Linked DNA regions of Homo sapiens: region 1 is linked to region 2. Evidence: chromatin contacts called from ENCODE Hi-C or POLR2A ChIA-PET data. All regions are on one chromosome and are shown on one strand. Each heading gives the region's core, a stretch centred on a gene start or an enhancer-like site at or near the end of the contact. The rest is flanking DNA. Distances are from core to core; before and after follow the strand shown. Region 1 overlaps SASH1 (SAM and SH3 domain containing 1). Region 2 holds the start of UST (uronyl 2-sulfotransferase).

Region 1 (5,774 bases), core at 168-2,667, 230 kb after region 2:
CATGTGGAAATATGTGGAAAACCCAGGGGCTAGGAAGGACCTAAGGATTCTTTTACAACAGAGAAGGTCGTTTTAAGAATGGCATTGACCAATCCGTCTTCACTTTCACAAAAGCAGAACCCGACTGAATGAATTTAAATTACACTGATCGTCTGGGGAAGAACATCCTGTTCATGAACGGGAAGGCCCCCTGGGAAAACCACTATTGAAGGACACTCTATTCTTTCAGGTCTTTAAAAGGGCCCACAGCCAACTGTCCTGAGCAGATCAAGCAAGGTGCCAGGTGACAGAGGGCCAAGAAATCTACTTCCTCACTTTGCACCATTTTATATGTGCCACTGTGCAAACTAAAAGTTAGGTGGGAATTTCAGAAGGAAAAATATCTATATTCTGAAGTTCAAAGTAAGTCATGCCTTGAAAATAAATCTTACTAGGTCTCTGATCATCCAGCGTTAAAAGTGAAAAACATCCTACTCTTTGAAAGTGAGTACTTTATTCCTTGCTGAGTACAGAAGAATCTATAGGCTAGGGGAAGGCATTTCCAAATGTTGATTTGTTTATAAAGATAAGAACATGGAATAGACTTAAGTAAAACAAAAAAGCTCCCATTTTTGTTGTTAGATTTACGAACTTTCTGCTTGCCTCTACTAATAAAATAAATGTGCTTTAAAATGTTTTCAAATCACCAAATTGGTGACTGTGATGACGGCAGTTTTTCCATGAGCCTGCTCCTATTGTTTTAATTTTAAAACCAAGAGCAAGCATCTCTTTCAAGGGTGAAATGCCCTTCTGTTTTGAATCAGCTTCTTTGAGGTCAAGTGACATAATGGCCGAGAATCAAGACAGCCACTCCTGGAGGCGGCCAAACCCCACCCCTGTACCCTGGAAGCCCCTCTCTGGATTAGCTTCAATGCTTATTTTAATGGGCACTCAAACAGCTTCATCTGACAAGAGGAGAAATGGAAGAGAAGGTGAAAGCTGCCTGGAAGTGAAAGCAGGATTTGAAATTGAAGGTGATGGTGGGATGTGCCCTGACGTCATGAGCAGGAGAGAGGGGAGGAAGCCGGTCCCCGCAGAAGAAAGGCCATAATGCTTGACTGCACATCACAGAAATGACAAGGCCGTCCTCAGGACCATCTTTGTGACTCACAGACTTCTGGTGGATTCTCAAGAGAACCCTTTTAGTACAGCGGTCGACCGTGGCGGCCCACTTCCTCTTTGCCTCCTCATCCTCCTCCAGCAGGCACCGCCTCAGGTCCTGTCTCTCAGCCTTGCTCAGGGTCCTGTCTGAGGCAGGCCGCACTAGCTGGGTCAGGTTCAGGTGGCTGTACAGGCTCCGCTCCACCACGTAGGTGATATTGAACTCGCTGACCGAGGTGCGCCCGCGCACCCTCCTGCCGGGGAAGCCGCAGCTCCCGCCCCCTTTGCCTTTCTGCCGGAGCAGCTGCAGGTCACAGGTGGTGCTGGTGACGCCTTTTCTGGAGGGACGCTGGCAGAGAAAAGCTCTGGAACAGGAATAATTAGTATCCGTTTTCTTCAAGCGGATTTGCTTCCGGACACTCTGAAACTCCTCCAGGGACACCAGAAGGTGGTGCCTGCGACGGTGGTTGTCATAGAAGCAAACACCATCCGTACTTACCCCGTGGCTTAGGGACCCGAGACCCTTCTTCATCTCCCCCTCGGTGAGGGAGCGGGACACTTTCTGGGCCTTTTCTTCTTCTGGGTAGGAGAAGAATGTCCCCATCTTCTTGGGGGGCTTAATCAGGCCCCGGCTCTCTCCTTTGCTGAAGGTTTTGACCAACTTCCGGCCAGCCCCCCAGGTGTCCAGGCTGCTGGAGGATGGAGACGTGGTGAGAGAGTCTGAGTCATCTTCGGGAGGTTTCTCAGGAGAGCCATCAAAGAAAAGGGGCTTCTTGTGCACGCCAGAGTAGAGGGCGGACCGTTCATCCAGGACCGGCGAATTCTCAAACACGTGCTCCTCCCCACCTGGAGGGAAACCAACAGAGTCTCTTGTGAACACACCTTTGCATTCTTGCATACATCTTTCTTTACATTCACCACCTTTCTCCGTATCATGACCCTCTTTATAAACCCAGCTCCCACTTACATATGTACAGAAAAATGAAAATACACTGTGCAAATACATGGTTTCACATGAGCTTAATGTTAAAAGGATTCAGATGTGTTTTCTTCTTCTTTAAATATCTTTGTAGACCTAACACCTTCACAGGCGTATTTAAAATGCCGTTTGCAAAATCTAAGCTAGCCATAATCACAATATGCCTTAGCATTTCGAGATAATGCCCTCTGCAGTTTGTAAATGCAACCCTCTGAAACTAGGAATCAGGATCTTTCCCCCTTCTGAAAGGCACTCCTTTATGTTGGCTCTGGTCGCTTTTTATAGTTGGAGTGTGATAAATGTCATGTGGCTGACAGTGATTGTTTTATTGGTACATATGCCATTTGAGTGACTAAATCTCCAAGGAAGTTTTGGTGGGGAGAAACACTATAAAGCGTTGTATCTTGCAAATGTGACTGACACATCGTCTCCAGCTGACAGGCCAAATGCAAAAAGTTAGGAAACTCAGTGATCCCGGCCAGATACTCCCATCAACTCAGGCCTCACTAGGAGCAGCCAGGGCGTTTAAGGGCCCTGACACGCAGGCAGCTCCAGGGTCCCACTGGTCTCAGGGATTCCAGCTCTTGAAGCCCTCACTGGAGCCAGGTGGCAAGCCAAGCCCTCCAGAGCCCGGTGGAAAGGTTTGGACTTGGCAGGAAAACCAAGTTCTTTTCCGCATGTGTTATGTGAACAGATGTGAGAAAAGAAGTAGGTCAAACTGTGGGTGTAGCGATCCCAACTGGCTGTGTCCCTTTAATTATAGGGAAACTTTGAGCTCTGCAGCTTTCCACCCGCTGAATTGTGAAGAGGAAAAAAGGAAAAGTTCCTTGGAACAGAAGGATGGCACTAAATATACCAGCTGGGACGAGGGCGCCAGTGTGTGGTTAAATGTCAGAGAAAAAGGGGAGCTATGCTCAGTTCAGAGCAAAACTCAGAGGGGAAAAGAACGGCAGCCATCCTTTAAAATTCTAAAAATGGCTTACTTTCCCAATTGATGGGATTTATAGGTACAAATCTAACAACAACAACAAAAAAGAACAGCTGCTATTAAATACAACCCAAGGTCAACTTTACATTCATGCCCAGCAGACGGTGGTGGGGAAGCTGGAAAGTGGAAAAGAAGATGTAAAACTCTGCCTAGCCCACAGTCCCCTGAAGAGTTGTTCAGGGATCTTTCAGGGGGACTTTAAAGGCAGGATTCGGGGTTCTCACAGAAATTCACCAGCCCAGATGCAGGGTACCAATATCCTGGAAGTTTCCCGCTCCTTCCTCAGGACACCTGACTGACAAGGTGTGGAGACCAAGGGTTCTTATGCTGTTGGAAATAAAAATGGCAACCTCTTCTAGTTATAGTCTACCCTCCACTTCCAAGAAGAAGCGACTGGGCTAAGACTAGAGGCACAACCTGTGGCAGGGGCAGCCCAACCATGGACTTCTCTATTAAAGAAGTCGAGCGTGGTTGTGGCTTCACCATCCGCCCAGGTGTCCACGCAGATGTACAAAGGCCCTTCTCCACCCACAGTCCTAAGGGGTTTCAGGGAAGTCAGGTGAGTCCACCCTGCGTATCCTAAGGATCTGTCACTCAGCAGTTGCTTTGGACATTTTCTGGGCTCTGTGCTTAGGATTGTTGTCAGAGATTCCAATACTTTGGTGTCACATCTGAGTCTGGAACCAGCTGGTGCACGCATGTCCATGACGAATGTAGCTCTATTCTCGGGTTCAGGAAAGTCAGCATCTGGTAAGGGGTTGTGAGGGAAATGTAGCAAACGCTTCCCAGGAGGCTGCATCTGCCGGTGCTGAGGGCAGGCCTCCTGTAGTGCGGGCTTTTCCGTCTGAGCCTGACCAGTGGCTTGGAATCCCAACCTTGACCTGGATGGCTTGAACTTGGAGCATCGCTTCTCCCATCCTTCTCTGACTTGAGCGTACAACTCCCCTACTGGAAGAGTGACCATCAAGATGAGCTCACTCCATCACATTTGCTGTGATTTGCTTCACGTGAAGGCCTCCATCATCTATCTTATTCAGCTGAGACCGGCTTACCAAAGGCAAGGTGATTTTGGCAGGAGGAGAGAGGTAGGCTGTGGGCTGACTTAATGCCAGGAACTCAGGGGTATGCTCTGCATCCAGCCCGGCTCTGCCACTCACAGCTCCATGACCTTGGGCAATTACTTCCTGGCTCTGAGCCTCTGTTTCCTCATCTGTAATAATGCCTACCTATCTTTCCATAATACCCCTGGCAAGGCTGTTGTGATGATAACAGTAAACATTATCCTCATAAAAGAGTTACGTGAAAGTGCTGTATGAACTGAAAGGCTTTCTACAAAACTGGCGATTCATTACTGGAGAGAACTGAGTGGGAGCAATGAGGGAAGGAAAGGTGTGCATTCTGTGGCAAAGACACAGAAATGGGCAGATAAAGGGCACCAATGTAGCCTAGGTTAAAGATTGGCCAGGGTTGTCCCTGACAGGATAAGGACTTGAAACCCAGGGTGCAAGGGTGAGAATGAATGAAGAACTGATCTCTCTCCTGGCTTTCCGAGGACTCCAGAGCTGGTGGGGGAGACAGGTGGCAGCGGAGTGAGAACAGGCTGCTGTCAGGGAGCAGGCTGCCTGGACATCGTGCTGGGCCTTCTGCTGGCTGGCTGAGTGGCCAGGAGTCAATTACTTTTAGCCTCTTTGAGTCTCAGGTTCCTCATTTTCGAAATGAGGATGGTGTAAGTGCTTACTTCTGGTAGCTATTCTGAGGATGACATTAAAGAGAATATAAAATCTAAAGTGTTAAGGAAAGTGCCTGGCACACGGTGTGCCCTCAATACATGATGATTATCATGCAGACAACTTGGTATTAGCACAGGCACGCAGGAAGTCAAAGGATCAACCCTTTGTAAGTCCAAGGGCGGGGGAGGGGGGAGGGGGGAGGGGGCGCCTACTGGCGTATGAATCCTTCCTGCTCTGCAAGATGGACAGGGGCCAAGATAGCCTCTCCCAAGTACCACTGCCAGTGAGGACCCTCAGAGAGTTCTCTATTGTGCAGGGGTTGGAGGAAGTTCCAGTTTAGCAGGGAATTGGAGGGCAGCCCAAAGCAGGCGCCTTGAGCTACACACACACACCTGGGGCCTCTCCTGAGAAGATGGGTGAGATTGGCCAACGGCAACTCAGCACCCTGACTCATCAGATGCCAGAGTGTACCTTAGGATTTGAGTTCACTAAATCCATCTTCCATCTGTGAAGCCTGATTTGTGCCCAGATAAATTAAAGTTCAGAGCCAGAATTCCATATGGTTATTACTTTTTACGTTAGAGTTATCCCTTTTGCTATATTTTTCCTTTTCCATTGATGCCTCTCAAAGATAGTTGGATTGATTTATTCTGAAATAAATGTGCAAATTACAATGTCTGTATTTTTAGTCATGTTATTCTAGTGGAAAGGCTGCTTTAACACACCACTATCATGTGTGAAGGGCCCACTGGGGAACAGGCCCAGGACTAGATACTTTGCCCATGTTATCTCAGTTATGGATGAACCCCACCCATCTATTTGTTATATCTGAGGCTTGATTTTGGCCGAGTGTTCATGAGATTTGTTACCAAATGTGCCCTTAAAGTTGAATGTTGGCAATTCCATATGGTTCCCCCAACAGTACCAACTGACCCTG
Region 2 (5,957 bases), core at 3,427-5,926:
CTTAAGTGTAGCATTTGCTATATATTTCTATTTACCCCAATGTATGTTTGTGCTCCCCCTCCACCCAATCTCAGGGTGGGAAATCAAGATAACAGTTATCCTTGCATGATTTTCCTCCCCATCACTTCCTTTACTCTTTTCAAATGTGTTACAGCAGAACATTCTCTAAGTAGAACATACTCTGCCTTTCCCCAAATTGACTAGGAAGAAGGACTGTTCACCACTGTCTCCTATGGGGAAGAGAAAGCATCATCAGTGGCTCTGTTCTCGTCCTTCCCCACACTATGCTTTCCGGTTGCCCCACGTCAGCCTACTCCTCACGTCACACCTCTCCTAACCTTGGAAGGTCTAAAGCCAGCTGGGGTGGGTGCCGTTGGCTGGTCCTTCCCTCAAAACAGTGGGGCTTAAGTAGCAAACAAGATGCATTTTTAAAAGTTGAAATTAAAAACTGAAACCATGTACATTTTTAAATCACATTTTTAAATACTTTAAAGTATTAAAGTACCTTTAAATACTTTATAAATCTACCCACCCCGCCTCACATTCCTCCTTTCTCTCAAATACATGGGAAGCCTCCAGAAAGCAATACTTTGTTGTTGCTCAACAACAATGGTTCTCAAATTCTCTGCGTTGGAATCACCTAGAGGACTTGCTGACGCACAGATTGCTGGGCCCTGTGCCCAGACTTCAGCAGCTTTGGGATAAGACCTTAGCATGTACATTTGTGACAAATTCCCAGGTGAGGCTGATGCGGCAGGTCCAAGGACCCACATTGGGAACCACTAGCCTAGACATAGCACAACTGCTAAAGAAAGAGAAAACGCCCGGAAGATGCGAGTCCGACCAACATTACTCCCAGTTGTTGTCCAGCTCAGGGAGGGTCTAGTTCCCTAAATAAATGGAGGCCACATAGTGGGGATTAATACGGAAAGGTAGAGTTAAAGCAAACCAGCTGCTTGAATTATTTCCCTTCTCTGCTGGCTCCTCAAGATACTCAGAGTACAAGTATCAAGAAAAGGAAAGTGGAATTATGGATGTAAATGTGATGGATCGTTTTTAGCCAGTCCCGATCTTTAGATTCCCATTTGCATCTTGGCTGTCCTTCCATTTTCTCCCTTAAACTGCCCATAGTGCTATGCAATGGGTATTGCAATCAGACAGACATGGGTTGAAGTCCTGCCTCGCTTGCTATGTGTCCTTCATAACTCTTTGCCCTCATTTTTTCCATACAGAAAATGGAAATAACAATAGAACCTACCGACAGTGTTGCTGTGCAGATTGAATGTCACCCTGTGTATGCACTGACTGGCACATGCGTGATAAATACTAGCTTTTACTATGAATGCTACTGTCTCTTGGCTTTCCTATGAGAATATTCAGTACGTTAAATATCACACTACCTGTTTGATACAACAGGTTGGGTCATTAATTCAACCAATATTTATTGAGTGGCCATTGTGTGTCAGACATAGAATATTGTATAAGTATACTGAAATAATACTCTGTAAAGAAAAGTGTTTGATATAAACATATTTTGATTTGGAAAATTTTTACTTTACATGAACTTACATTTACGAAAAATACTTGCTGCCAAAATTGGCTGAGGAAATTGAGAGGATGTGTTTACTAACCACAAGTTTTGTTTTGACAGACACTAAAATAAAAGAATGGAGGAAAACAGGGGAAAGTAATTCTGCAGACACAGTGGCCTTATATTATTAAAGGTATATTTTAGACCATCCAAAATACCACAAGCCCACTTTTCCCAAAAATCATTATATTTACGTAACAGGGAACAAATTTGGCCAAGGGTATTCTATTTTCAGTTCACAATGATGTCATTTTGAACCTATCACATCAGTCAGAAATATAATGATCAGCTAGTAACAGGAGCAGCATTCAATCTTTCAGTTCTTCCTAGTTTCCTGAGCAGAAGCTGAGAATTCACCCTTCTACCAACTGACCACCCAAATTTATTAGGCCTCATTGTTTGGAAATATAAAGTGAAAATGTTAATGCAATATATGTTGAAATGTCTTGATTTTATCCTCAGTAGTACCTTTGCTCCTTCCTCCTCCCAGAATTTCCCTTCCTCAAGAAAGGTGTCAGAACCCCAAAACTTTAGGAGCTGGGTGGAGGTTTCATTGACAGTCAGGTGTGGCTTCTAATTCTGCCATGAAACACCAGGCCTATGAAGTCTGAGTACCCTACACGAGGCCAGGTGCTTTGAGGACAATGAGCACAGATGACTTCCATCCTGGTCCATTACACTTTTCCCTACACCCCTGGCCTCCATCTATTACTTAAAAAGAACTTCCACAAGAATTCACTGTCAGATTTAATGGAGAAAGACCCTGAGCCTCAACGCTTGCCTCCCAATGCCTGTTAACAGGGATTGCTGCTGGTGATGAAAATACTGTTAACTTTTGTGGCACTAGCAGGTGTCAGAGAGTGGAGGAAGCTATGAGACTCCACAATACAGAACTTATGAAAAGAAGAGGTTTGATTCCCTAATAAAGGATATATTGCCCCAAATCCTCTATGAAACCAAATGCTATGGAAATCTACTTGGGCCAACTTTTCCTGTAATCTGTAGTTCCCCAAAGTTTATAAAGAAATAAAAGTGTAACTTTTAAAATATGAGGTCTTGTACAAGGTAAAGAATATTATTTTATCCACATCTACATTTCCAAATGCCCTAACACATTTGTAACTTGGCTGATGTGGTTTTGTTTTTGTTTTGCTTTGTTTTGTTTGTTTGTTTTGGGTTTTTTTTTTTTCCTTTTCTTTTCTCTTTTCTCCAAACGGTCTACTATCTAGACCTGTGGCTTCTGCCACGAAGTGACGTTTGGGGTAACTGTGGCAGCCTCCAGCTGGCCCGGGTCATTTGGCCCATTTTCTTTCCAGCACTTCGGTGGCTCTGCTTCCCCGCACTCGCTCTCATCGTGCAGATGCTCAGGCTTATCACTTCGGATGCTTGCAAGAAGCTGGAGCTCTCCCAGCCTTCACCCCCGCACGACCTCTTCTGGCCACAGACTTGGGAGGGATCTGCATCCTCCCTTGGCTCGAACGCGAGTGCCAGCATCGTCCTTGCGACCTGGGCTTGCGCTCGCCTGTCCCTGGCACCCCTGGCTCCCGCAGCCGAGACGAGGGAGCTGCGGGGTCACGCCTTCTCGCTGGAGCGGCTCTTTCCCTCCCGTCAAACCCCTTCCTTACTTCTGCTAAAGACAGGCGGCCTCTCTCCTAATAAACCACACACACACACACACACACACACACACACACACACACACACACACACACACAAGTTTTGACTTGAGCTTGAGACGCACACAGCGCCGAGGATCCTCGGGTTACTGGGGGCGACACTGCTGGCCAGGCTGACCAGCGCCCTCGGGCATCCCCAAACCCCTGGATGCAACCCGTTCCCCGCGCCAGGCTAGCTGCGGGCGGCGGGGTGGGCAGCGGCAGCCAAGGGACAAGCCAGCCCGGGGACAGCGCGGAGCCACTAGGGCCGGCGGGCAGGCGGGGGATCTGCGGGACAGAATTCTCAGAGCGGACGGTGGCAAAGGGCTAAACCCACCCACACTCCCCGGGGCGCGGGACGGGACTGAACTGCGGTCACTAACAATGCAACGAAGAGGACCTTCCCTTCCCTTCGCCACTCCCCGCGCCGCCAGGCCTGAAGATACACACACTCCGGCACACCCCACACACCCATCCACTCCGCCCCAGTCCGGATCCGGGTGGCGGAGGTGGGGCGGGGGGAAGGTGAGCGGTGCCTCGCCCCGGGGTACCTGCCGGCAGCGCAACCCAGCGGCGCCCCCGCCTCGGTGAGGACAGTCGGACGCGCGGGAGGAAGAAGGCGCTCCCGACCGCGGCACAGATGCTCACGGGCTTAGCACCTGGAGAGACCCGGGGCGGCGGCGGCGCGCGGTGGCAGCGCGAGAAGTCCCCGCCGCGACCCTCTCCCCGCCGCACAACTTTGCGCTGTCGGCGCCGCCCTAGCGCCTGCCCAGCTTCCTTACCCAAGTACTGCCGCAGGTCGAGCAGGAAGCGAGGGGGTCCCCCGCTGAGCTGATAGAGGAGGGAGCCCAGGCAGAAGACCAGCAGGGTGGCCATGCAGAAGCCGTAGTCCCGGAGGGAGAAGCGCAGGAAAGGCAGCAGGGGCACCCGACGCTTCCAGCTGCCCAGGCCCGGAGGGGCGCCCCCCATAGGGGCCCCATGGGGCCAGGGATCCGCGCCGCCGCCGGGATGCTGCTGCTTCTTCTTCATCGCCTGCTCCGCTGCCTCCCACAGCCTGCCCGTGCCAGGAAAAGGTCACCCATCCGCCGCGAGGAGGAGAGCCCGGCTGGCCGGCTGCACATGGGGAGGGCCGCGCGGAGGGCAGCCGGGTGGGGGCGGGGAGGGGCCGAAGTTGCCGGGCTCAGGAGACTTTCTTCGGCATGGTCCCCGCCGCCGCGGCCCGAGCGGCCGAGGTGTCCGGCCCCGGTTCGGGGCGCTGCCCGTGACGGGGCGCCGCGCCCGTCCGGCGCCCGCTAGCGTCCCCACGCCCCGCGCCCCGCCGCGCCTCGGGCTCGCTTGCGGCCGCCGGGGCTCGCCTCCAGCGCCAGCGTGGACCCCCCGGCTTTGTGTCTGTAGGTCTCGGCGTGTTTTGTCCCGGTTCAGGCTTCTCTAAAAAACGGCAGGGAGGAACAGGAGGCGGACACCATCCCCTCGCTCCACCTCCTTGACAGGGGTTTTCCTCCTTCTCCTCCCCTTTCTCCCTCCGGCGCTCCGCAGCACTCTCCTCCCTCTCCCCTCCCTCTCCGCTCGGGTCTCGGGATTTCGCTCGGGTGTCACGTTACTGCTTCTGCTGGGGGCGGAGGGGGGGAGGCGGCGATTATTCGCAACAAGGAAGAAAGTTTCTGGGTGTTTTCTTTTTTTTTCCTTCCCCCGTTCTTTACAATCTGGATGCGGTTCCTGCGCCACCAGCGACCTCTTGGGGGCCCCGCTGACTTCCCTCTTGTAAACAGTCACCGGCAGGAAGAAGCACGACTGACTTTACTATTTACATTTTTTTCAGTTCAGAAAGTTGATTCTCCTTATATACCCCGTGCGAGCTGCTTACCCAAGGCTGATAAAAGGTACTAGAATACAGGCTCAAGACTTTGCTGAAATGGGAAAAGAGCAAGCGGTGCGAGTTATGGTCAAACACGCCCCAGAGGGCCAGGCGCAGCGCCTGAACTCCCGGGTAGGGTAGCCGAAGAGGACGCTCTGTTCTTGCTTTTCCTGGTCCTACAACTGCTCCACCTCGCAGTGCCCAGAGAGGCAAGTGGGGGGTGCATAGCGGACTCTAGGAGGTCATTGCCCTGCAGACATGAAGGGGAAAGAGCCCAGTCCGCCTATACGCTGATTTCATTGCTGCCTCTCTTCCCTCCACGGGAAAGCCTCTGGACCTGAAAGAACCTCCTGGGGCAGAAAAGGCTCAATCCTAGACATAGATCCTCTGATGGGGTGGTTGATCCACGGAAGGGCTGCTCTGATCAGCCACACTTTAAGTAAGAATACTATATCACTATTTATAGAAGCTGTAGCACCTGAGGGCTGTGTGACTCACCCGAGGTCCCAAAGCTAGTAGTAGGAGTTGGGTTGGGAGTTGCACTCAAATCTATTTGACCCTCAGACCCACTATACTAACCACTGCACAGCAGTACTTCCCAGCCAGAGCCCTTTTCCTTCACGTCCCATAGGAGGATGAGATTTAATTCATTTAGTTCAGGCCACATTGAGAAATGGAAACCTCAGTTTCTGGTGCCTATCATTTCTGGCTCCCTACTCATTTGTATATTCCAGTAATGAACAATTGGATTTAAGAAGGAACCAGGAGCCAAGAACCTCTATGATTCTAAGACTAGGCTCCTGAAAACCTTCATCAAGTTAGGCATCTGAAGAATATTCTGTGGAAAATTACAAAA

The links. Hi-C counts contacts between places; a loop is a spot of excess contacts on that map. ChIA-PET counts read pairs that join two places held with the same protein, here RNA polymerase II (POLR2A). Pooled maps may share reads with other maps.
Region 1: a loop to region 2 is called in a pooled map, with 2.7 times the contacts of the local background. The contact joins the enhancer-like site here to the promoter of UST in region 2. A Hi-C loop is called at or near these places in 9 of 37 single-sample maps with no recorded cell type and 4 of 50 pooled maps. POLR2A ChIA-PET finds 5 or more read pairs at or near these places in 1 of 52 experiments (B cell).

What each region holds. Positions count from the first base shown.
Region 1 is chr6:148,515,759-148,521,532 of GRCh38, reverse strand. It overlaps SASH1 (SAM and SH3 domain containing 1), which reads right to left. Exons shown (of 20, transcript NM_015278.5): 10 at 1,640-1,986. Among named protein-coding and RNA genes, the nearest start is that of SASH1, 180 kb to the right of the region's middle. RefSeq lists enhancers at 1,129-1,178, 855-1,394, 4,206-4,706. Within about 2 kb of position 1,417, at least 6 of the 41 ENCODE cell types and tissues checked have a DNase peak (open chromatin) inside an H3K27ac peak, as active enhancers do.
Region 2 is chr6:148,745,749-148,751,705 of GRCh38, reverse strand. It overlaps UST (uronyl 2-sulfotransferase), which reads right to left and starts at 4,676. Exons shown (of 8, transcript NM_005715.3): 1 at 4,029-4,676. The coding sequence starts at 4,275. RefSeq lists enhancers at 2,538-3,037, 3,038-3,539, 4,848-4,927, 4,988-5,047 and silencers at 3,718-3,887, 4,188-4,277.